Regions from separate parts of the Homo sapiens genome. Here all the other regions are linked to region 3. A link is a loop called in an ENCODE intact Hi-C map of the cell type or tissue named here. Cell type or tissue: endothelial cell of umbilical vein. All regions are shown on one strand.

The links. Peaks named below come from ENCODE experiments on the same cell type or tissue, not always from the same donor. Only the 100,000 strongest peaks of a DNase experiment are listed, where the experiment ranks them.
Region 1: it touches region 3 in a loop (7-fold over the local background); 9 of 110 quality-filtered maps call a loop at or near these places.
Region 2: it touches region 3 in a loop (3-fold over the local background); 4 of 110 quality-filtered maps call a loop at or near these places.
Region 4: it touches region 3 in a loop (3-fold over the local background); 7 of 110 quality-filtered maps call a loop at or near these places.
Region 5: it touches region 3 in a loop (7-fold over the local background); 29 of 110 quality-filtered maps call a loop at or near these places.

The regions. Positions count from the first base shown.
Region 1 is chr7:18,386,991-18,391,990 of GRCh38, reverse strand. It overlaps a transcript of HDAC9 not described here. Among named protein-coding and RNA genes, the nearest start is that of HDAC9, 110 kb to the left of the region's middle. In endothelial cell of umbilical vein, no CTCF peak of the experiment used is centred here; a DNase peak (open chromatin) is centred at 1,890; H3K27ac peaks cover 1,645 bases.
Region 2 is chr7:18,424,511-18,429,510 of GRCh38, reverse strand. It overlaps a transcript of HDAC9 not described here. Among named protein-coding and RNA genes, the nearest start is that of HDAC9, 69 kb to the left of the region's middle. In endothelial cell of umbilical vein, no CTCF peak of the experiment used is centred here; a DNase peak (open chromatin) is centred at 2,670; H3K27ac peaks cover 2,385 bases.
Region 3 is chr7:18,507,208-18,512,207 of GRCh38, reverse strand. All of the region lies in intron 2 of HDAC9 (histone deacetylase 9), which reads right to left. Among named protein-coding and RNA genes, the nearest start is that of HDAC9, 14 kb to the right of the region's middle. RefSeq lists enhancers at 3,436-3,565, 2,373-3,572. In endothelial cell of umbilical vein, no CTCF peak of the experiment used is centred here; a DNase peak (open chromatin) is centred at 3,037; H3K27ac peaks cover 2,350 bases.
Region 4 is chr7:18,663,620-18,668,619 of GRCh38, reverse strand. HDAC9 (histone deacetylase 9) reads right to left here. Exons shown (of 26, transcript NM_178425.4): 12 at 2,144-2,407. Among named protein-coding and RNA genes, the nearest start is that of HDAC9, 170 kb to the right of the region's middle. In endothelial cell of umbilical vein, a CTCF peak has its summit at 2,295 (motif pointing right); DNase peaks (open chromatin) are centred at 949 and 2,309.
Region 5 is chr7:18,568,509-18,573,508 of GRCh38, reverse strand. The region is part of intron 2 of HDAC9 (histone deacetylase 9); the gene reads right to left. Among named protein-coding and RNA genes, the nearest start is that of HDAC9, 75 kb to the right of the region's middle. In endothelial cell of umbilical vein, a CTCF peak has its summit at 2,388 (motif pointing right); a DNase peak (open chromatin) is centred at 2,458.

The DNA of each region.
Region 1 (5,000 bases), 120 kb after region 3:
ATACAAGTAAAAGTAAAGTGTGGGAAAGTGAAAGGCACCATGGAGGAGATAGGCAAAGTGCCTATTGATAATGGGCAATGCTTACTACATACCAGGCTCTGCTGTGAGCACTAGGCCTGTGTGAACTCATGGAATCCTGTAAATAACCCCATGGTAAAAACTTCTATTGCCCTCATTTGACAGAAGAAGAAACCAGAGAGCAAAAAGATTAAGTAACTTGCCCAAAATTGTCTGTGTACTAAGTGAGGGGTTTATATCCAGGCATCTTACTTCAAAGCTGCCATTCTTAATAGGTGATAAAGATGAAAAAGTGGAGACATTTTCAGAAGCTCTCTAGTATCCTCAACATAGTTCATTATTTCTAAGTGTGTCTTCTGGGTAACACTATTTGTGTGGAGGTGGAATGTTAATATGTTATGTGAACAAAAGGTTTTGCTGGCCAATTGGTGAAGGCTATGCAAGGTTTAATGCAGGTAAACAGGTCACTTTGTGACAGGATTTCCCGAAACATCTAAAATATATCACTATACAACTTCAGATGGCCAAGAAAAGGATGTAGGACACAATGTTCTCTCTTCTTTTTTACTTTCTTTTTTTTTTGGGGGGGGGATGGCGTCTCGCTCCATCGCTCAGGCTGGAATGCAGTGGCACGATAGCGGCTCACTGCAGCCTCTGCCTTCCGGGTTCCAGTGATTCTCCTGCCTCAGCCTCCCACATAGCTGGAATTACAGGCACGTGCCACCATGCCCGGATAATTTTTGTATTTTTAGTAGAGACGGGGTTTCACCATGTTGGCCAGGCTGGTCCCGAACTCCTGACCTCAGGTGATCTGCTCACCTCAGCCTCCCAAAGTGCTAGGATTACAGGCATGAGCCACCGCGCCTGGCTGAACTTTGTTCTTTGAGATGGAGTCTCACTCTATTGCCCAGGCTGGAGTGCAATGGCACAATCTTGGCTCATTGCAACTTCCACTTCCCGGGTTCAAGCAACTCTCCCACCTCAGTCTCCCTAGTAGCTGGGACTACAGGTGTGTGCCACCATGCCTGGCTAATTTTTGTATTTTTAGTAGAGACAGGATCTCATCATGTTAGCCAGGATGGTCTTGAACTACTCACCTCAAGTGATCTGCCTGCCTTGGCCTCCCAAACTGTTGGGATTACAGGCGTGAGCCACCATGCCCAGCCCAAACACAATGTTTTCTAATCTTCCTTAGAATGCTTATTGTTTCACAGAGAAGCTGGGGACAGATATATTCTCATAAGTCACTTCTCCTTGGCCATGCAGCTAGTTAGTGGCAAAACTGGGGCCAGAACTGAAGACTTCTGGCTGCTGGACTAGGCTTTGTCTAGGCACAGACTGAAATATATCCTTTGAACAACGTACAGTAATTTAAGGTTTTATGAGCAGGAAAAAGCCGGACACAGAATATACTGAAGTGGAAAGAGAGGAGTAGCCTGTACCAAACTACTACAGAACTCAAGAATGACATGCAAAGTGGCCTGGTCTAGGATGTGACAGGAAGGAAAAACAGGAACTAAGAATAAAACCAAACATTCAAGAACATAAGTAAACCCTAAGGGTTTCTAGGAACCAATGGTTGCTGTGAGAGACAGACCTTGCTGACCTACTGGGATCTCAGCCATAATTCTGAAAAACCTAAGAGCAGGCACTGAAACCCCCTCTCCAGCTCTCTCAGTGTATTCCAGGGAGTGATCAGTTGCCAAGAGCCATGCAAACACTACTGAATTGTGTCTAGTCATTATCCGAGAATTACTTTTAAATCTAGCTATATTCTTCCTAACAAAAGCCAAGAAAATCACGGTCAAACCTTTGAACAAATAAATGTTCAGTTCTCACCCCTTGCCTCATCCCCCATTACTTCCCTTCTCTACGACGTGTGTGTGTGTGTGTGTGTGTGTGTGTGTGTGTGTGTGTGTGTGTGTTGTCTTTCTCTAGGGTCAAACACAACTGAGATCTAAAAATATCTTATTTTTTCAGAACAACTACACTAATTGATGCGTATGGAGAACATGTTAGTCATGTTCACAAAATGCCAAAATAAATATAAAACTGTATCCTCAGGAAGTCACACACTCTCTAAAGTATACAATCCCAGAAGCCAACTTTTATTAACCCCTCTTTGCCTTTGCTGCATTTTTAGAAAATCAAAATAGTTATCTCTTTCAGAGTATCACATGATATTAATGATTAGTTCACAGTTCCTTTTCCATATTTTGGTCCCTTATCATCTAATCATTAAGTCCAACTGTCTTTAAGGTAAACATTTTCTTTTTGCTTATGCATATACTTGACATACATAAATTCCTTCCCATCATCTTGTGGCAGAGACCACAAGCCAGCCACTAATGTTTCTCTCCTCCTACCATATACAACCCAGCCTCCCTTGCAGTTAGGTAAAGTGACAACCTTGTCTCCAACAGAATGTGAGTAGAAGTAACAAGTGCCATTTCAGATCTAGCCTTTACAGAATGACCATGAGCACTCGTCCAGATGCTGTTTCCCTTCTAGTGCCTGGGATGCAGACATCCTGAGCAACACTGGAAGCCATGTGCTGATTTCGAAGCTACCATCACTACAGGGCCCTGAAGAATACAGGAGAGCTGCTGTGCTGTCCTAAATGCCTATAACTCCAGGACTCTTACGTGAATGAGAAATAAAATATTATTGTGATTATCCACTGATTATTTTGTGGTCTCTGTGCTACTACTCCTAGCCTAGCTTAACAGAGAAAGTGAATTGACAACTTGAAATGAATTGGGACTGTAACAAAGGCTCAACACTTAAGTATTAGCTTAGTGGCCAAAATCAGGTAGCAAAAAAACAGACAAAACAAGCTGGAATACTGGCAACTCATACCAATGAAAAAACATTCAGTAAAACTAAAGCCTACAGCTATTCGAAAGGCAATCCAATTGCCTAGTGAAACTGCAGCTTCAGCGAACAAGAGGGTTCAAGAGGCCATGATGTTCTTATATATTGTTGATTTTTGCCACTGACTGCAAGGTACGACAAGAAAAAGGTTAGTTCAGACAAAAATTAACTAGAAATGAAAAGGAATGAGAGTGTCAAGAAATTTGATACTTTGAAGAGCTGAAAAATTACACTGCATCTGATTCCCAAAGAGCAAAAATAAATATAAAAGCTTTGAAAAACAAAATTCCATTAAAATTCCCAATTCACAAAAGACTTAGTTCTGTAACAAAAATAGTATTGTAGCTAAGAATAAAGCCACCCCACCAATTCCCCCAGTCTGTTGTTTCAGATGGACTCAAGGTGGCCACCACTGAGTAGAGAAAGAAGCACGGGGCATGGAAAGAAAGAAAAAGAGCAGAGTTAGGAACTACATTTAGAACAACTTTTCATGTGTTTCCTGGTCACGGAACTGACTAGAAGCAATATATCAGAACCTGTTAAATTTCTGAGGGAACTAAAGTACTAAGAAACTACAAGTCTATGGTTTAAAAAAGCAAACTCTCTGATTAAAATTTCAAAAAAGCACTGTGAAACTAGTTCTCAAAAATACTTCCTCCTTCCCTTCTCCTCTATCCTCACAGGCTGCACAAAACAATATTGGGGCTTCAGACTTACATGGAAGGGATGGGGGCTCTGAAAGCTACACAGCCCTCACTGTGGACACCTTCCCTACCAGCTACTTCAGATGTGCTCAAGGAGGATCAGTGTCAAGGGAGAACCTCTCAGGGAGTCATGGCAGGGGTACTGGGAACATAAATAAAATACTCTAGGGACAACTTGGGAATGGTCTTATTTGATTATCTTAGCCACACGTACAAATATAGCAGGGTGTTTTTTAGTCATAACATTTACGTCGTTTTTGTAAAACAAGCCTACATGAATATGTGAAATAAACTCTCTCCTGGATAAGATGGGCCCACATAGATCCTATGTATAATTTAAAAATATTCTTACTAGAATTTAAAACTAAAATTTCAGAAATTATTTAAAGTACAAGAAATCACTGGGTTACTGCAATCTAACGTGAATGGAAAGCTTTTTTCTTTTTTTTTTCTCTCCACAGATTATTTTGTCCTCTGTAACCTACTTTAAGACACACAAAAAATGTTAAGATGTTTTTCACATAATGACATAATAAAATTTATTGCTTTACTGTCACAAACACAGTCCCCAACAAAGACTATAACCACATCACACTATTGGAATTCATATAAAAAATATCAAGAAATGAGATGTTTTATTCGCTTATCCCTATACCAACTGATATTATTATTTAATCATTTATTTTGCCACTGAAATAAAAGGTTTTTAAAAGTACATACTGCCTTAGTTATTTCTAAAATTCTAAAGATGAGCAATGGTGCTATACCACTGGCTTGGCTAGGAGTACTACTTCAGTTGGAATTTCTCTCTGTTCAGCCTACCTCCTTCCTCATTTTCTATGAGTAGTCAAAATAGCAGAGTATCACTTTTGGAGTGACATGGCATTTCGGGAAAAGCCCACACGACAACTGTTTAAAATATTCTTTGCAAGCTTCTGACTGAGAAATACAACACAGGCAATTTGGAGAAAGCTTTAATTGTACTCAGATTCTATAATAGCAAAAGAGAATAAAATGTGGGACTTTTTTTAAATGGGCAGGATTATGAATCCAGCATTTAATTGAGCCCTTTTTATATGCAAAACTCCTCACTGGGTACCAACATATTATATTGGCTGAAAATCTACACATAAATAGAACAAGAATAGTGATGGACAGAAAGCTGTGGCAGGGTAGATTCCCCCCTTGATCCAGCCCATGCTGAAACATAGAAAAGATTCAACTTATAAAAATGGGAGCTTTTTAAAGCAAAGAGAGACAAGCCCTCTTTGAGCAGGAGATACTCTTCCTCTTCGAATCTTCTTTTATCCTCAGAAATGGAAGCTCCATATTCCTTATCTATCAGCAGAACTAGGCAGATCTGAGACTGGCAATCTTCATGAAAGGCCAGACCCAAGAGGGTTA
Region 2 (5,000 bases), 83 kb after region 3:
GCAATTGAGGACATTAAATGATGAAGCCCAAGCATCCAGGGGAAAGTTAACTTTTCTATAAAAATGGGTGAAGGAGTATTACATTTACAGCTAACAAGGAACAAAACACCACATTCTTGAGACATGAGAACTTGGCACAATGTAGAAAGGTGGCAGTGGGGAGGGTAAGATAAAAGAAAGAACATGAGAAGAAAGTAGAGGCATTAATTCCTACTCACTTATTATTTAATTTTTTCATTCAACTAGTATGAAGTAGGGATTTGTTGAACTCCTAATTCATATCATGGTAGACATTTGGTCTAGGCGCTAGGAATACAGCAGTTCCAAAACAAATTCTCTGCCTCTGTGAACTGTATGTTCTAATGGGGGAGATCGATTGCAAGTAACAAAACAACAAGCCTTGCTAGTTGGTGATAAGGACTGTGGAGAAAGCAGGGTAAGGGGAAAAGGAGGGTGCCGTAGGTTGGAGGTGGGTAGGATTGCTATTTTCTACAGGGTGATCTGAAAAACTTCTCTGAGAAGGTGACAATTGAGCACAGATCTGAAGACGTGAGGCGAGGAGCTACACAGATATCTGGAGATGAACTCTCTAAGCACTGGGATCAGCAAATGCAAAGGCACCAATGTGGTGTGTGCTCAGCATGTGGATGGTGCAGCAAGGCCAGCATGGTAGGAAAGAGTGGTAGGAGATGAATCAGAGTGAGGGGAGCCACAGATTCTGGTGGGCCCTGGAAAGCATTTTTGCTTTTACTCTGAGGCAGATGGGAAGCTACTGGAGGGTTCTGAGCAGAGAAGAGACATGGTATGACTTCTAAAAGCTCACTGGGGCTGCTGGGTTTAGGATAAACCAGGGCTCCAATGTCTCCACATCCTTGTCAACAGTTCTCTTTTGTTTTTGTTTGTTTGTTTTGAGGTTAGCCATCCTAACAGGTATAAAGTGATATTTCACTGTGGTTTTAACTTGCATTCCCCTGATGATTAGTGACATAGAGCATCTTTTCATATACCTGTTGGTCATGTGTATGTCTTCTTTGGAGAAATATCCCTGCAAACCTTTAGCCCATTTTTAAATGAGATTATTAATTTTCTTACTGTTGCATTGTAATTTTGGAAATTAACCATTTATTAGATGTTTAGCTTAGTTTACAAATATTTTCTTCCATTTTTCTAGGTTGCCTTTTCACTCTGTTGATTATTTCCTTTGCTGTGTAGAAGCTTTTCAGTTTGTTGCACACTGTTAGTGGAAATACAAAATGGTGCAACTGCTATGAAAAACGGTAGAGGTTCCTCAAAAAGTTAAAATTAAAACTATCATACAATCCAGCAATCCCACTTAGAGTATTTATAAAAAAATTGAAAATATAAATGTACACTGACAGATGAATGTACATTTTTAAAATGTGGTATACATATAAAAGGAATATTATTCAGCCTTAAAAAAATGGAAGTCCTGCCATATGCGACAAAATGAATGGAACTTGAGGACATTATGCTAAGTGAAATAAACTAGTCACAGAAGGACACATACTGCATGATTCCACTTACATGAGGTAACTAAAACAGTCAAACTCACAAAAGCAAAGAACAGAATAGTGATTCCAGGATCTAGGGGAGAGCATGGGGAGTTGCTAATCAATGGGTATAAAATTTCAGTTATGCACGGTGAATAATTTCTAAAAGAGCTGCTGTACAACATTATTCCTACAGATAACAATACAGTATTATACATTTAAAAATCTGTTAAGAGGGTGGGTCTCACCCTCTTAAGTGTTCTTGCCACAATAAAAGAAAATATTTAAAAAAAAAAAAAGAAGAAGAAAGAAACTGTGTCCAGGGTGGGCGATGAGAGGTGGAGGGGAAGGGGATTAAGGACAAAACCAAGGAGATCAATGAGAAGGTTACTGTAATAATCCAAGAGCCATGGTGGAGGCCAGGATCAGCAGGATTATGGTAGAGGTGGAGCAGATAGGATTCAAAGATAGATTGATTGTGGATTGGGAGAGGGAAGAGGAGTCAAGGGAGGCTGCTTGTGTTTAGACATATGGAAGTCAAATTCTAAAATGAATGAATGACTAAATAAGTAAGGAGGTAAAAAAAAAATAAAGAAATAAAAGCAAGCAAGGAGACCTAACATTCAAATGTTTACGTCTAGAGAACCCAGAATACATCTTACCCCTGCTAATGACCAAGTATTCTCTGGCAATTGGGGACTGGGTAAGGTGCCACAAAAAAGATAAGGCTGTAGGTGTGAATGAGTACCTATACTTATTTAAGGACTTAACTTACTTCAACAGGAATTTAGGAATAGAGAGAACAGAGCTTTCAATTTGAAACAGTCAGTCATTAAAGGCAAAGCATATTAGGGTGTTGTTGTGCCTGCAACAATTGGTTGTTACTCTCCAGCCGGTTAATACCAGCTAGGCAATGAAGTTAATTGTATGAAGGATCAAAGAGTTGAGCTCCTACAGAGAAGCAAGTGCATACATTGCCAATATTTCATCATTCAGAGCTACTTTCTTCTTTTCCTAATATGAAAGCTATAAAAAGAAAAAAAAAGAAAGAAAACAGCCCCTGAAAGTGCTATTGTTAAGACCAAAAACTAATTAGTCATTGCTTCCCAAAGTGTTATGTGAAATGTCTCCAGAAATAATGGTCTGCTTTCTCAGATTTTATAGGTTTGCTGAGTCTAGTGTTCTCTGGAATTTCCTGTTTCCCTTGCTAGGGAAGATTGAGTAAACTTTACAAGTCATCTTGAATAACACAAACCTTTCAATAAAGGCAATCATTTGCAGATTCATAAAGTATAAAACTAGACTTGAAACAAGGATGAGAGTGGTAAATAAAAGCAATTTCAAGATGGTGTGTATGAGTGTGACTAAACTTTTTGGCTATTAGATGCCTGAGGTAGTCATTTTCTACTCTTTGAAGATGCTGAATACAAATTTCACATTTCCTTTCAGTGTGTTCATACATCAGATAAACTATGATCTAAATATGGTAACCCAATGCCCTCAATGTATGTAAATAATTTGCGCCAATTCAATTGTAAATTATATAGCTATCCCTGGATAAAAGCTGCTATTTAATATTAAGTATCATTGTTATTGTATGTTAGCAAAATATTCAGGTTCTTTGCTTCTAAGATTAAAAACTGCATTAGCATTTGCATAAACGCCGCCACTTACATGAAAGCTCACTTGGCAAACTGGCACTTAGTGGAAAAGAATGACAAATGACTTGCATAGCAGCTGCTTTCAGAGATTGCTATGAACAAAAAATAATAAACATAAACCACGAACATTTCTCTCCTAAAGCTCTTGATATATATCAACCAATTCCCTGGAATTACTCTATCTGATTTAGTCACATGTGGCTCATAATTATGCTTGATTTATTCAGAAGAAACACTATACCAAAAATCAAATGAAAACACTGCATCTGCATTTCCGCAATTGTGTGTCCGTATATCACTGTGCTAATGTTATGAAGAGTCTATTCCCCACTGAGAGCCTGCAACTACTCAGTCATGTCCAAAGTGAAAACAAATCTCTCTTCTGTTGTGTCCTCCCAAAGTTAAAAAATATCTTCTGGCTTGGCAAAAGGCAGGCTGGACTTGATCACAAGGGGTATAATTTCTGAAGGACAAAACAAACCTGTTCTAAGACATATGATGATCTCACCTATATGCATAGATCACAGGGATATTGTTAAAGGGACTTGCAGTTCGTTCTAGAAAGGGCCCAAACCTTGCACGAAGCCTGCTAGGAAGAAATTTCCTCTCAATCTTTTCTATAAATGTAATGTACAGTGAGTATTTCAATGCTAACTCTCCAGAATCCACTACCCACATGGCACTTTCTGCTTCCTGCCAAAGCACTGGTAATTTAGTATTAACTGGCGAAGGAAGATCCTCCTCTGGAGCCATGTGTAAGACTTAGTTAAATGTTAAAATATGCCAAAGACTTCATCCACTCTGATATTTTGAAAACTCCAAATACAATTTAGTTGACAAGCTTCATCAGTGGAATATCAGATAGCAGCTCTCTCCCTAACACGCGTCACCTGCCCACTCAGCTGTGAATGGGAAAATGTGTCATGCCACCTTCAGCTCTGCATTTTTCTCTTTCATGGTGACATGAGTACTTGTTGAATAGTCTTATTTCTTATTCAACTATGAAAACAGTGTCATTGTGATACATCTCAGATGCAAACTGGCATTTTACAACTATTTCTATATCTACTTGGATGAAATTGTCTGCGATAATAATTTTGTTAATGATAATTTTGCATTTTTCTGAAATTTTAAAATCTACTTGGACACAATCCTGCAAGCTGTCTGCAAATTCTGTCCAATTAACTTCAGAAAAAGCCAAGGTTCAACTTGCTGCATGCTATTTTATGACAAGAAAAAAATTGGTGTACTACACCTCAAGATTAAAATTAATAATAAAAATATTTTCATATACCTCTCCTAGGTAACCCACAAATATCTTTGACACAAAACACATCAGTAATGTGCAATTTGAATATACAATAATAGAATATTCTGAACTAGGAAATCATAAAACATATTCTTATTACTATTATTTTAATTATTATTATTTAATTGAGATATAGTCTCGCTCTGTTGCCCAGGCTGGAGTGCAGTGGTGATATCTTGGCTCACTGCAAACTCCACTGTCTGGATTCAAGTGATTCTCCTCCCTCAGCCTCCAGAGTAGCTGGGCACGTGCCATCACGCCCAGCTGATTTTTTTGCATTTTTAGTAGAGACAGGGTTTCACCAGGTTGGCCTGGCTGGCCTCAAACTCCTGACCTCAGGTGATCTGTCTGCCTCAGCCACCCAAAATGTTGGGATTACAGGCATGAGCCACTGCGCCCAGCCTATTTTAATTATTAAAACCTAATAGAAGAAGAATATCTCATTAGATTTTTTTGTTGTAAAAGTCATATAATCACATAATAGCCATAAAGGCAAACAAAAATACTACTACATGACTT
Region 3 (5,000 bases):
ATTAAAGAGAATGTATTTTAATTTTACCATTAAATATAAAGTTTCAGATAGGGTGAATGGGTTTTGGTCAACAATACTTACTTCCCTCTTCTATTTTTTAGTTTAATAAGAGTTTCTATGCTGGAAGTATACTGAATTTTATTGCATGTTTTTCTACATCTAATGAGAAGATTTTTTTTTTTTTTTTTTTGCTTAATTCATTATTAACAGGGCAACATTCACTGATAGACTTTTTTCCTTTAACCAATCTTGCATTCCTGGAATTCTCTCTCCATAAAAGAAAACCCATATGGCTAATAGCATATGAAAACCACTCGAATCCAACAGTAGTCAGAAAAATTCACAGAAAAAAGTAATTCTCTACCATTTTCATCTTTAAGATTGGCAAAAATATCTACAGTCTGACAATATCCAATATATTGGCAGGGGTGTGAAGAAAGTGGGTCTCATATATATGACTGGTGAAGCATAAAGATAATCTCTGTTACCTGTTGGTTGAGTGCCCAAGGAAGCTGACTGGGCAGTAGATAATCAAATAGAACAATGTTGTCTCCTGTGTCCACTAAACAATTTAATATTTGTCTTTTCTTTTATTTGTTTATTTATTTATTTGAGACAGAGTCTCACTCTGCTGCCCAGGCTGGAGTGCAATGGAGTGATGTCGGCTCACTGAAGCCTTGACTTCCTGGCTCAAGCAATCCTCCCACCGCAGCCTCCCAAAGTGCTGGAATTAAAGGCATGAACCACTGTACCTGGCAATTTAGTTTGGTTTGTAGTCATCTAAGACTGAACTGAGATAGAGGTTTCTAACGTTAGAGTTATAACTATATTCAGATTTGAAACTATGTGCTGGAAAGAAAAAGTAAAAAAAGAAAAAGATATTGATCTTTCCAGATCAAGGATGTGGAAGAATGTCCATTTAATTACTGGGATAATAAATAGTGAGAGACTAGGGGTACTACGGGTATCAGTTGATTGAGGGTTGTTTTCCTTCTTACAATATAAAAGTTAGGTTAAGCTGGTATTCAGATAATTTTTTTCTAATATTTTTATGTTCATCTTTTAGCAAACAAATGAACAATGATAAGAAAGCCTAATTGGCAGCCTTTGCAAATTCACTAAAAGGACACTGGCATACATTTGTTCACCATGATATACTACACTGTGTTCAACACCTATGCTGTAAAATTCGGTTTTATTATCTAACTCCTTTCTCAGCCCACACATCTATTATCAACGAACTCAATTAATTTTCTAAGTCTTAATGCCCTTATCCTAATTTATGCTGTTTTAAGGATAAAATAGAGCAAAAAGACTACCCTGAAAGATTTATATCTTATTCCCTATACCATTCCTTTCCCACATACACATAAAGATAATTTTCTCATTCTTCTCTTAGAAGAGTTGTACATAGAGATTGATTCACCCATTCCATCTATATTTCCTTAATATCTCACTATGTTAACTCCTTATTCTGACATTTTACTTTAGATAATTTTTCAAATTACTGATACCCTTGGCATTGAGATTTTGATTAAATTGTTCATCAAAAATCATCATTCCTTGCCCCCTTGTCAAATAATATAGCTAATTAAATAATGTCAGAATAAATGTAGATGAGCTAGATAGCAATTGTGGGGATAAATTATTTCCAATTGATATTATTATTAACAGAAAAATCCACCTATTTTTGCCCCTTATCTAAGAAAATTGTCTCTACATAAAAACATAGGAGAAGGGAAAAATAGTATTAAATGCAAAGTGTTATTTGAATAACATAAAAGTACACCTGTAATCATTTTCACAACTAAATTTATTCTTCTCTTGGATTAAAAAAAGTATGCATTTATATTCAGGCAGTCTTAAATTAGCTATTTCACATTTCACATTTTGAATGCAGACACATATCCCAGGAAATTTCTATTGGCATTCATTATTCATTGAAAAATCACATCAAATAAGAATATTCCCAAATTCCCTTCGTTAAGAATAACTGAAGCATTTAAAGGGTCATACACACATTGTTAAAGCATTGGAGGTCATTCCTGCTTACATTCTATAATGAATAATTTTAATTTGGGGGCAAAAAGCTCTAACACCTCAAAAATGTCTACATTTTTCAAATCTACAAAGAAACTGAGGAGTAATTTTCTTCATAAAAGAAGAAATCATTTTTTAAAAATACCAAATGTATAAAAACACATTGTGCAATAACACTGTACTCTTTAATCATTCATTTATCTAAAAATAGTCTCAGGGATCAATTATATGCTAGGTACTGTAGGGAATAAAAATAGAAGTAAAACATGATCCTTTTCCTCTTGGAGCTTATAATATAACTAATTGGGGGGATGAGGACACACATACACAGTCACAGTGTAAGACAGAAAGTGGAAATGTTCTAAAGAGAGTAATAAAAGGACTATGAGGATCGAGAGAGAAGGGAGAAAGAGAAAAAAAATACACGTAATTAGGGAAGTATTAATATTACAGAGGTGAGGGGAAATCAGTGATGGTGTCAGACATTAGGTAACATTTGCATTGGGCTTGTAAGAGAATTTTCCCCAGTGATGACCAGTTGGAATAGAGCATTAAGGTATCTCAGAAGAAGGAAATACCTGGTAATTCTTAGACTAAGAAATCAACAACAACAAAAACAGATAAACAAGCAGCCTCATTTAAAAAATACAGCTTTCAAGGACTCAATAAATACTGATTGAATGAGATAATCACTCGGGGGAAAAAACAAGTCACCACTAACCATTTTTCTCAAGCTACACTGTGAATCCACAAAGCACGTTGGCCAGGAGTTTGGCTCGGTCTCAGTCTTCTTGAGGCTAGAGAAAATCGTAGCTGACAGTCTTCCCCTGGTTCTCCCACCTACCCATTGATAAAGGCTTCCCCACCCCTTCCACAAGGCAGAAGTTAAGTGGAGATTAAAATAGCTCCAGAACACTTCCTGCTCTATTCTAATTGTGCTTTGACTTAGACCAATTGGAATGTTGAGGGAAAACCCCATGAGGCATCAAGCATGTGAGATAATGTGTCAGTCCCTCAAAAATGTTTGTCCAACCTACTCTGTGTATCCACCATTGTTCCCTATTCACAAAGCATAATGTGTGAGGAAAAATAGCTCTTAGCTGTTTCTCCCTTTTTAAAAAATAGATGTGTCACCTTCATGAAATACTTCCTTATACAACTATTTTTTTGTAACAACATGTCACGAATCTAGCCAGTTGCTAACCCAACGACGACTGTGTATGCTATGTATGCTAAATATTTTCTTGGGAAGTTATGATTCTCCAGCCGCCTAACAAAGGTGTGATTTGACCCATGATCTACCTGAATTAAATACCTGGCACGTTGTAGGTACACAGTAAATGCCTGTGTGATGAATACTGTATTTCATACTCCTTTAAAAAGTGTGCAATATTGTGTTTATGAGAAAATGTTCTAAGACTTCTAACTTCAGCTGGCGAAGATACTCTGCTCCCCTTCTTTTGGGTTTCTGAGAAAGAGAAACTGTTTGCTTCACTGAACTACTAGCAATGACTCATACTGCTTGGGTAAGAAATGTTAAGCACAATTGACAGGGCAGGTGAGATGAGGGACAAGGGTGAACCTTAGGAACAAGGAAAGGGAACAAGTTCTAAAAGAGCCTTCACTTCAAGTTAATAATATGAATACAAGAGAGAGGCACTTGGTTCACGATCTCTATGAAAAACAGAGAAAATCATAGCTAACAGCCTTTCTCCAGTTCCCTTACCTACCTACTGCTAAATGCTTCCCCATCCTTTCCACAAAGCAGAGGTAACAATATTGAAATAGATCCAGACCATTCCTAATCTATTTTAACTGTGCTTCTGTTCTACTTGACTTAGACCAAATTAAACGTTGAAGGAAAATCTACTTTTTTTAGAAAGATACCCTTTACAGGTTAGCAGACTCAAAAGCCTTCACTTAACTACCCTAGCTACCCTAGTTAATACTGCCCTATCAGTCACTTTCTACCCCATTCTCTTATTTCACCTTAATACTAATTCCTATCTCAAGTAGCTTTATCTATCCATCCATCATTCCATTGAACAACCAACCATGTATCTCCTTGCTTTGTTTAATAGCTGTATCTTCTGTGTCATATGGTTGGTTCTTAAAACAGTTTTGGGTGAAAAAATGAACCGATAAATGACTCTTTCACCCCAGTTCCCAAAGCTTCAAACAATTTCATCTTCCAAAGTCTTCGACCCGCTCATTAAAAGAGTGGTCAGGATGCAACATGTTATGTTGTTCCTTCAGTTGCTTCCATTTCCACTCTCTGAATTTATTTCCATCTTGACTTCTTTTAAGATACATTTCAATTACTGTGTGTTTCCTATTTTTGTCTTTCATTTTGGAAATTCCTAATGGTCAGCAGATAACCAAACAAAACACAAAACATATTTATCTTTTAAAAACATGGGAGGCCAAGGCAGGCGGATCACCTGAGGTCGAGAGATCGAGACCAGCCTGACCAATGTGAAGAAACCCCATCTTTACTAAAAATACAAATTTAGCCAGGCTTGGTGGCACATGCGTGTAATCCCAGCTACTCAGGAGGCTGAGGCAGAATAGCTTGAACCCGGGAGGCGGAGGTTACAATGACCCAAGAGGGCGCCATTGCACTCTAGCCTGGGCAACAAGAGCAAAACCTCATCTCAAAAAATAATAATAATAATAGCCGGGTGCGGTGGCTCACGCCTGTAATTCCAGCACTTTGGGAGGCCGAGGCGGGCGGATCACGAGGTCAGGAGATCTAGACCATCCTGTCTAACATGGTGAAACCCCGTCTCTACTAAAAATACAAAAAAAAACTAGCCGGGCGTGGTGGCGGGCGCCTGTAGTTCCAGCTACTCGGGAGGCTGAGGTGGGAGATTGGTGTGAACCCGGGAGGTGGAGCTTGCAGTGAGCCGAGATCGCGCCACTGCACTCCAGCCTGGGCGACAGAGTGAGACTCCGTCTCA
Region 4 (5,000 bases), 160 kb before region 3:
TCAAAGACTATCAAATTCAAACAATTAACGTCCACCAACTGTACTGATGAAACTCTCTCAAATGACATTATAAAAAATAGTTTTTTTTGTTTGTGATTACATATCTTTGAAGTAATATTATACAAAAGTCTGCTCAGCCACATGTTCCTCCCCAAATAAAATGTATTTTAAAAGATGCACTATCCCTTTTTTATGAGATTGAAAAAAGACTTTGAAGAAAATGAATATTTATGAGATGGAAAAAATATACAATTTTATCTTAGGCATGCCATATTTTTAATGCAAAACAACTGACAAAAAGTCATTTTAATATGAAGGAATATACTAACCAAAATATGTTGGTGATAGGGAGTGTTCCTATTATAGCTATTTGTCAAATTATCAGAAGGACTTTCATTATGTGGAAAACTTTTAAACTTTCTAACTTCTAGTTATGTTAATTTAATTTGAATGGAGACTTTTTAAAAAAGGATAATGTATCTTTAGCAGTAACATTTTTAAAGAAATATTTTTAAATGTCACAGCAAAATGTAAACAACACGTGCCAATAACATACAGTTGAACAATGTCTACATTTGGCAAAACTGCTATATCTCCTTTGAAATAGGATACTACACCTTGAAATACCTCGGATTTAGAAATATAAATATTTTAATAGAAAAAACCTCACAAAGATTCTAGGTCAATTTGGATTATCCATATTAAAGGGGTCTTAATACAACGAACCTTTAACTAGCTTAACAAAAGTAAACCTATAAAACAAGGTAAACATATCAAAAGGGAATATGAAGGAAATGTTCCAGTGAAAAGCTTCCGTAACAATTTCCCTACTTGTGGTGTTATTTTCTTAGACAATAAATCAATTCATAGAGTGCCCTTTAAAAACAGAAAGAGTAAAGCACTATCCTCAGATTTTTTTTCCTACATTCCTCAGTACATGAATCACTTGGACTTCCTGTTTCCACAAGGCATTTCCTGTTCACCCTCACAGAATCACTTTTCTGTAGGAGAACAGCAGGAACCTGACAAAGAACTGACTTGAATAAACAGTGTCTTCTGTTGCCTTCAAAGTTGTTTGTATTTTATAGCATCAAAGGACATAGTCCTCCTGAAGGTGCATTATATACAAGTAAATTTTTTTGTTAAACCTATCTTTTCTAATTGTTATTTGCCAGAATGTTACGGTATATGCCCATGTCATTATGGAATTATACTTAAGAGATTCTAGTGACAATATAAAATATGATACACCTTCTTTTCAAACTGATTTTGACTTGATATCAGATAATATTCATCCTGTTACTGTGTTTTTTGCAATTGTAGACACAATATTGTATCTGATTGGACCATAATGCTGCACATTACTTCTCACTAACATTTGCATCTGCTTCATTTGCTCTTTTTTGATAGACAGTGTCATCAAATTACACAAAATAAAAGTAAAATGAGCAGTGCTATGTGAGACATAATCTAATATTTAAAGTAGTGCTGCAATTTGCATCTATATATTTAAAACCACCTGTATTCCTAATATGTTCAATTGCAACCTACACAATAACCTAGGACTACTGGCATGGTGACCAGAACATTTCTACTTAACTAAAAAAAGAGAGAGGAAGGAAGGGGCAGACTACCTTTAACAGTGTTCAAGACTATAGTATGATACATTATGTACAGTGATGTGAAAATTAAATTCTAGATGTTGCAAAAAATCAAAAACTAATCGAATGCTTCATTGATCAGACTGGGAGACTATCCAGCAGTCACTGATCTCAACACATAAACTCAAAATAACAGTGAATTTGTTTTCTTTAGAAGTAATTGGTGTAGCAGGCTTTGGGATAAATTTAAAGCCTATTAACTGCTCAGATATTATGTATCATAATTTTAGTATAACAGGTATTTCCTTACCAGTGGATTTTCAATGAAACATTGATATCTATATAGAGATCAGTATATAGAAAGACCTCTATATAGATATATACATATATCTGCATTAGGTAGAATCCTTAAACACTGAACTCAAATCATAGAGAAATATAAACTGATAGGAAATCATATCCATTTACCAAACCTGCAATGCATTTCATGTTCAGATAATGACTTTAATTACAAATCCTGGAGCTAAATCTTTGCCTATTACCTGTTGCATAAAAGCAGCCTGCTCCCCAGATTCCATTTCCTGGATCTGAGCATCTTCATCACTGTCCACTGGTTCCTCCTTGACCTTCACAGCCCCAACTTGTCCCAGTGTGTCATCCACACAAGCACTGCTGTCGCTCCTAGTGCTGTTGCCACTAGAGGGCGCTCTGTCTTCCTGCATCGCCTGGTCCCCCTGAAGCTCTTCCTCTGCTTCCTCAAGGTGACTGCCTGGTTGCTTCAGTTGTTCAATAGATTTCGAAAGCAGCTAGAAGAGAGTGTTCAGGGGTTCAAAATTCAGTAGTTCTTCATGGTAACAGAGAAGCAAATTACACTTTGATTTCTAATAACTCATACACTGTGATTTCTAATCATTGAACATAAATTTCAGAATGAACTTGTAGGCAACAAGTTTCCTCAGTAATACTAAATCTAAAGTAGTCCCATTATTCCATATTGTATGGGTCCAGTAGGCAGTGAATAAGGTCTTTAAGTGTTGGATTGTTTTTTCTTTTTAATGGATCACTCTTTAATGCAGTTAGAACATGGTGTAGAAAAAGGTAAATAAACTATCCATGGAAACCCTGAAACTTTCAAAAGGACATGTTTTGAAAGTTGAACCTGGGAATAATACTTTTCTCAAAAGATAAAGGGGGTGATAAAAAATGTTGTCAATATCATTTTTCAACGAATGTTAAACGCTATGAAAGCCAGAACACAAATGCTAATAGTCTTTGTCTAATTTTCTTGTACCTATACAGAGAAACGACAGTCAAATGAAAAAGCATCTTCTTATATATATTTGTAAGAACTAGAAATATTTATTTTGATATTCTGAACTTTAAAGAGGTGTATGATTTAAAAAAAATTAACAATAAGATGTTTTATGAACAGACTCAAATGGAAATTAAATATTAGAAAAGAATCAGGAAATTATTTTTTAATTTGGAAATCATTATTTAGACATTTTATTTATTTTATAAATTAGATTGAACTTAGTTTTCAGAAGTCAATGAATTAACTGCTTAATGATTTTAAAAGATAACTGACAATATGCCTAACTTAAACAATAGCAAAATATCATAACATGAAAGCTCAATAAATGGGGAAAAAGTCTCAAGATTATTTTGTCTCACACTGGTCATTTGTTTTATTTCACAGTGGCCCTGTGGACCAAATCATCTGCAGACCTTGAACTGTGTTTTCAAGAGTTGCTAAGTTTTCTGCTAAGTCAGTGCCTATGTAAGCAACATGCCAATTATTGTAACTAGCAGCACACTTATAATACTACCACCATAAACATGAATGCAGATTTTTCTTTGTCAAATTCATGCTTACCTCCCACTCACACATAATTACAAAATACATGTTTTAAAATGTGAATACTTAAGTACTCAGACTTAGATGGACACCTCAGCCTCTTTAGGCTTATAGACTTTCCTGCAGTCCACGCAACCTCAAATGGCCCTGAACACACTAACAAAGTCCTTTGATTTCACTGTAGGTAGATTTATTAGGAATTTTCATTCATTTGTTCAACAAATATTTACTGAGTGCCAACTATGTTCAAGACACCATGCTAAGCATTAGAAAAATAGCCACTGCTCTGCCCTCATGGAGCTTTTAGTGAATGTCTTAGAAAGCTTCAAATACTTATTCCTATTTTCAAGTATGACAAAATGCTTTGAAGAAAGAAACACAAGGTGTTATAAGAGCACATACTGCTTGGCATAGCAGTGGAAATGGGGATTGTTAAGGGAGTTAAGCTGAGGAAGTGTTATATTTAGGTTTAGACACAAAGAATGAAGGATGGAAAGGAGTAAGTTACATGTGTGAGGGGTGGGAAGCAGGGGCGGAAATAAGGGTGGGGAGCATTTCTGGTAGAAGGCAGAGTCTGTGGGGACTTTGGATTGGAAAAGGAGACCAGCGCATCTAAGTCACCAAAAGGCTAGTGGAGTTTGAGAACCAGAGGAACATGCCGAAAGATAATGTTAAAGTAGATGATACAATTTATAATATATTTGGGTGAAGAGTAAGAATCTAGAGAAATAAAATATAACTTAGGAAAAACACATATAAGACCTAAATATCACCAAAGTAAGTCAGACAAGATCAAGCTAAGAAAACATATACCAATCAAAACTCATATCACAATGAAGAAATTTGAATATGAATTTCCTTTGTGCCTACCATCTAACATCCATTGTTACTGGGCAGTCGGGAGAAGGAGGACATTCATTTACTCATGGTTTAGATGACTTTAAGTATATTTTAGGAAACTATTTGCAGGACTTTTGTCCCAATTCTGAATACTAATCAGCTCTTCTTTTCTTTAATACATAGTACTTTGGACACTACTGAGATTCTGGAGAAAAGAGACCATATTATAGTCCTAAATTTTGACTACAAAGTTGTAGGAACCCATTTAATTGGCTGTTTAAGAAAGAATATGCAACAGCATAGAAACGAGCAAGATATTAAAGAAAAATTCCTAGTTTTGGCTGGGATGCCAGGAATAAGGACACTGGGTAACAAACATCCGCTCATTATTCAGAGAGAGAGAGGGACAGAGACTATCAGTCAGTGCTGCAACCCTTACTCATACCTCAGACTACAAATAAGAGCAGGTGAGGGGAGCTTGTGGGAAGAAGGGATTTATCTGAGAAAAGATACAAGCCAGGTGAAGGAGGCTGCAGGAGCCCATCAGAGAAACCAAATGTAAGAAGACTGGACAAATGCTCACTGAGCTGTAGAAACTCTCCCTCTCACTAACACAGCACAGCTGAAAAGTTACTGGGAACCTGCTCAGTAGAGCTAGTGGACCAATGACACTAAGGATTCAAGTAGATACCCGGAGAGGT
Region 5 (5,000 bases), 61 kb before region 3:
AGAAACGGGCACTAGCAATACTCAGGCAGAAGGCACCACCTGTCACAGAGGTTTCTGGCTGATGAAGCAACGCCCTAGCGATCCCTAGACACAAACAACATAGCCTCAGTTTGATAACAATACTGCCCAAATTGGACTTTAGTAATGCAGATATTTTTAGCTGCTTTTCCACTAGTTACGATAACATTATCGTGGAATAAAAAGAATTACTAAATTATCAAACATGAAAAGAATCATTTTATAACAAGAATTATTTAAATTGATTAATCCAGAAATACAATTCTCCCTCACAGTGATTCTGTTCAAGTTATCCATGTCTTTAGTTTCTTAAAGTCAACTACTACATGGCATAAATGAAAAGGAAAAAAATGCAAAAAGCAACCTGGGCTTTGATTTACTATTCTCTTATTTCCCAGGGGTCTGAACAGGAAACAAAAATAACCGCAAATGACTAAAATATCAGTAGGCCTTGAAATATCAACATTTAAGTTAAAGCAAGCTAACTTCTTAATCAAAGCCTTTACTATTTTGATTTACTTAATCCAAACTCCCTGTCTGCAAATATGCTTTTGAATTAAGCAGTCATAACAAACCATAACACAAACATGAACTGCTAACTAATCTGTAATGGCCACTTAGTTCTAAAGTATCGCAATGTTTGCTAGTTCTTTACTATTTAAGAACTGAGTAAAAGCTTTATTCAGCTCCTTGCACTACGGAAACAAAATCAAGCCAATTTATGGGACTCCAAGGTAATAGAAGCTAAGAACCTATATATTAGTTTGTAATCCATATTATTTTGTAATTTGAGATTAAAATTCAATTTGATATAAATGTACCTAAAAATGAAATCTTGAGAAGATTCAAAATTTTAATGTTTTAAAATAGAAAATATAGGTAATAATATAAAAGAGTTACTTCTGTGGCCAGATCTAATACTCTTCCTCTGGGATCTAAAGTAAATTCACTTCTAAAGGAACTACGAGGAAGATGGTGCAAACCGTCCCCTTTCCCGTATTTTTTTCTACAACTTATATATTCTTCTAGGTCACAGACAAATACTTGGAGTTATAAGGAAATCCTCTGCCTCAAATATAGGGTTTCATAATGAGAGGGAAGTTTTGTTAGTCATTTGAAATAGCTATTTGTCATATTTGAATATGACAAATAGTCATATTTGTGAATATGACATATTTATGAATATGACAAAATAGTCAAATTTCAAATTTGACTATTTCAAATAGCTATTTCAAATGACTAACAAAACTTCCCTCTCATTATGAAACCCTAATATTTGAGGCAAGGGATTCCCTTATAACTCCGGAACCTAGTATATTATGTAGCTTATACTGTAAGTTTAATAAATATTAGTTGAATAAATGATTTTTCTTAGCAAATATCCTTCTCTAACAACATTCTTTCTAAACATATTACTCAGCAAATAAACTTTTTCAAAAATGTGTTCCCACTCTTCTATCAGGAATTCTTGCTTACAAAAAGTACATCATTATGTGCTATTTTGACAGAAAAAAAAAAAAAAGTTTCATTGGTTCATGCCTCCTGCCACCAGGAAACAATTACCTTTAGCCAGCACAAAACAGTTGAATATTTTCTGAAAGCCTCAATGCTTAATATGTTTAAGACAACAACATACATGAAAATATGCGGGAAAAGTAGGAGAAACAAAGCTGAAATGCCATGTGTGATATACCTTCCTTCTTTTCTTCTGCGATTCAGACCATGTCTTTGCCTTTTCTCTGCTCTAATCTTTTCAGTCCTGCATAACAGGAATAGGGTTTCAACCAATGCATCTTACCTCTTCTCCAGAATTTAGCTGTTTTCTAGTTCTGAGTAAATCTTTATTACCAAAAAAAAAAATAAAAAATAAAAAATAAAATAAAGTTTTAAAGCCCCACTGAAACTCCTAATATAGGACTGCACTGGCTTTTAGAAAAGAAAAACATTTCTTTAAACGGCTGGATATTTTCTTATTTTCTTCAAATAAAATCTTACGAACAGTTCCAACATATAAAACCAGCAAAAGTGGAAATGTTTTAGAAAAGACGGAGAGGAGGAACCAAGGTTCTATCCACTCACTTCCTCCGCTATTCCTTTCCCCCAGGGAATGCAGGCTCCATGGAACTCAGTTTGAAAATCAGTGTTATAAGGGCATTATTTGTTTATTTTGCCAAATTCAAATCACAGGCAAATTACATTACTGTTTTTTCAAAGAAAATGCCACTCTTGTTTTATGAGAACTGAAATTATGGGAATTTTAAAATGCTGAATTAAAAATAATAAAGTTATACTTTGTACATACAATTTAGAAAAAAATTGAACGTTAAAACATTTTAAAAATTCATGTAATGTGCTCATATAAGCCTTGCCAAGCTAAATGGATTGGCAGCTATATTTATGTTATTGCCACATGGTGGCACCACTTTTGCTCCTAAAGAGAAATATCCAGTATCCTTTGTCAGGAAGCACTTTGGATATGTGAGTTTTAAAATAGGTGAGTTTTGAGGTCCTAAGCATTCTAATAAAATGTGACTTCCCTAAATGTACTGATTCCAAGTTTGGCTTTACAAACATGGGTAAGCACAAAGAGTAACAGCATAATTTTGGCCAGTCTCCCGAGTTTCTCTTATTCTAATTTAAATTATGGAACCAACACTAATTACAGCACTTACTGTATAACAAACATCGTTCTGAATGCTTTATAAAGTAAATATTCATTCATTTGTTCTTTACAACATTATGAGGTTGCAATATCTAGTAACCTATGGAGTAGACGTGCTTGGGATTCTTACTTACAAATGAGGAAAATGGAGGCCACAGAGGAGCTTGGCCAAGGTCACACACCCACTAACAGGTACAACAGGAATTAGAACACACACCGTCCAGCTCCAGAGTCCATGATCTCAACCACTCCATTCTGATTCTATTTGACTTCTACAAAATAGGCATTTCATTTTATTTCTACACATTTCATTCTGGAGTATGCCTTGATACAGATGAGACTGAAAAGTTTTTGTTAAAATAATATTACATATTTTTGTTTTTAAAGGTGAAGAAAAACATTTGTTCATAATTGTCAATATATTCCACAGAGATATGTGTAATTGAATATATTTCTTCATATTTTGACACACTTGTGTATTTTCAGGTAAGTCTAAAGCATCTTTCTTAAAGTGTGTATTTCAGCACTCTTTTTAAGGAACAATTCTGTACTTAAGAATTCCAAATTTAATATTTCACCCTTTTCTTTTAGCTATACAAAATTCTATTGAGTCTAGGCAATTAGCATTTTTTTTTGTTTTTGTTTTTGTTTTTCTTAAATTCACTATGGCTGTACTCTCCAATCTGTGAATCTACTGATTCACAGGTAAAGACTGCCTGGTAATGAAGTCATCTTCGGTACTTGATTAACTAAATCCCATTGGGTTATATCAGACAGAGAGAGATACTAAATCATAATTAACTGTAAACAGTGTTAATGAGGTTTGGGTGTATTATTCATAAATTTTGAGATTACTTTTTAATTGAAGAAAGTAGTAACAAAAAGTAAGAGGCAGCTGTTTTTTGACAGCATGAGAAAAGATTTGAAAAGATAGACTGTGATGGTCTATTTTTTTTCCTTCAGTTTTTTTTTAGGTTCCCTGTGCATTATAAAAGACAATTACTGGCCATTAAGGCACAACTAATTAGAGAAACAGAAGGTTCTACCACAAAGAGGAGCCTGAGGCTGTCAGAAAATCCACTTTTTACATATACATAAATAAATAAATATCTGTGCATTAATTGAAGACATTTATAATTTGGCATAAGAAAATGTAATAATTCTTCTCCATGGCTTCTATTTAATTAGACTGTCATTAGAATTTCTATTTCTGGCAGAACTCATAGTATCTGTTTATAGAATTAGCCAATATTGAGAAAACCATCAGCATTACAGAATGCTTCTCAATACTTTAAGCACAGCTCTGAGATATCAGTCTGTAATTTGAAGCCATACCTCTTTGTACAATCAAAAGTATAAGAAATTATTGAAAATATTTATAATGAAGGTAACTATGCAGAACAGGAGTTAGGAAACTGTGGCTCATGGGTCAAATCCAGCCTGCCTAATTTTTTATGGCCTGCAACCTAAGAATGATTGTTACATTTTTAATGGTTGGGAAAACAATTTTTTAAAGGAAAATATTTTGTGACATAAAAATATATGAAATTCAAATTTCAGTGTTTACAAATAAAATTAATTGGAACACAGCCACTCTCATTCATTGACTTACTGTGTATAGCTGCTTTTGCACTAAAAAGTCAGAATTGAATGCCACAGAGATAGTACAGGCTGCAAAATCTCAAATATTTATTATCTGCCCCTAACAGAAAGTTTGCGAACTCCTGAGAATCAATCTATAGCCAAATTTTATTTTATTTTATTTATTTATTTATTTTTTTGAGACAGAATTTTGCTCTTGTTGCCCAGGCTGGAGTGCAATGGCGTGATCTCGGCTCATTGCAACTTTCGCCTCCCGGGTTCAAGCGATTCTCCTGCCTCAGCCTCCTGAGTAGCTGGTATTACAGGTATGTGCCACCACGCCCAGCTAATTTTGTATTTTTAGTAGAGAGGAGGTTTCTCTATATTGGTCAGGCTGGTCTCGAACTCCCAACCTCAGGTGATCCACCCGCCTCGGCCTCCCAAAGTTCTGGGATTACAGGTGTGAGCCACTGCGCCCGGCCCAATTTTTATTCTCACATGGTGGGATGTCCCTGTGACAAACAAATTTCCAAGCTACCTCTCTGCTATAATGGTTGAATGAATTAGGTTAAAAATTATCATAGTGTATTTCATCTAAAATAAAACATAATTAGGAAATAGAACATGACAGGAGAACACCATATAAAACAAGTTCTAAGTATTTTCACTAGATTGATATACTAATTTTAGACTTTGTTGCTTGCTCTTCACAATACGCAGTCAACTGGAAAACAAAAAT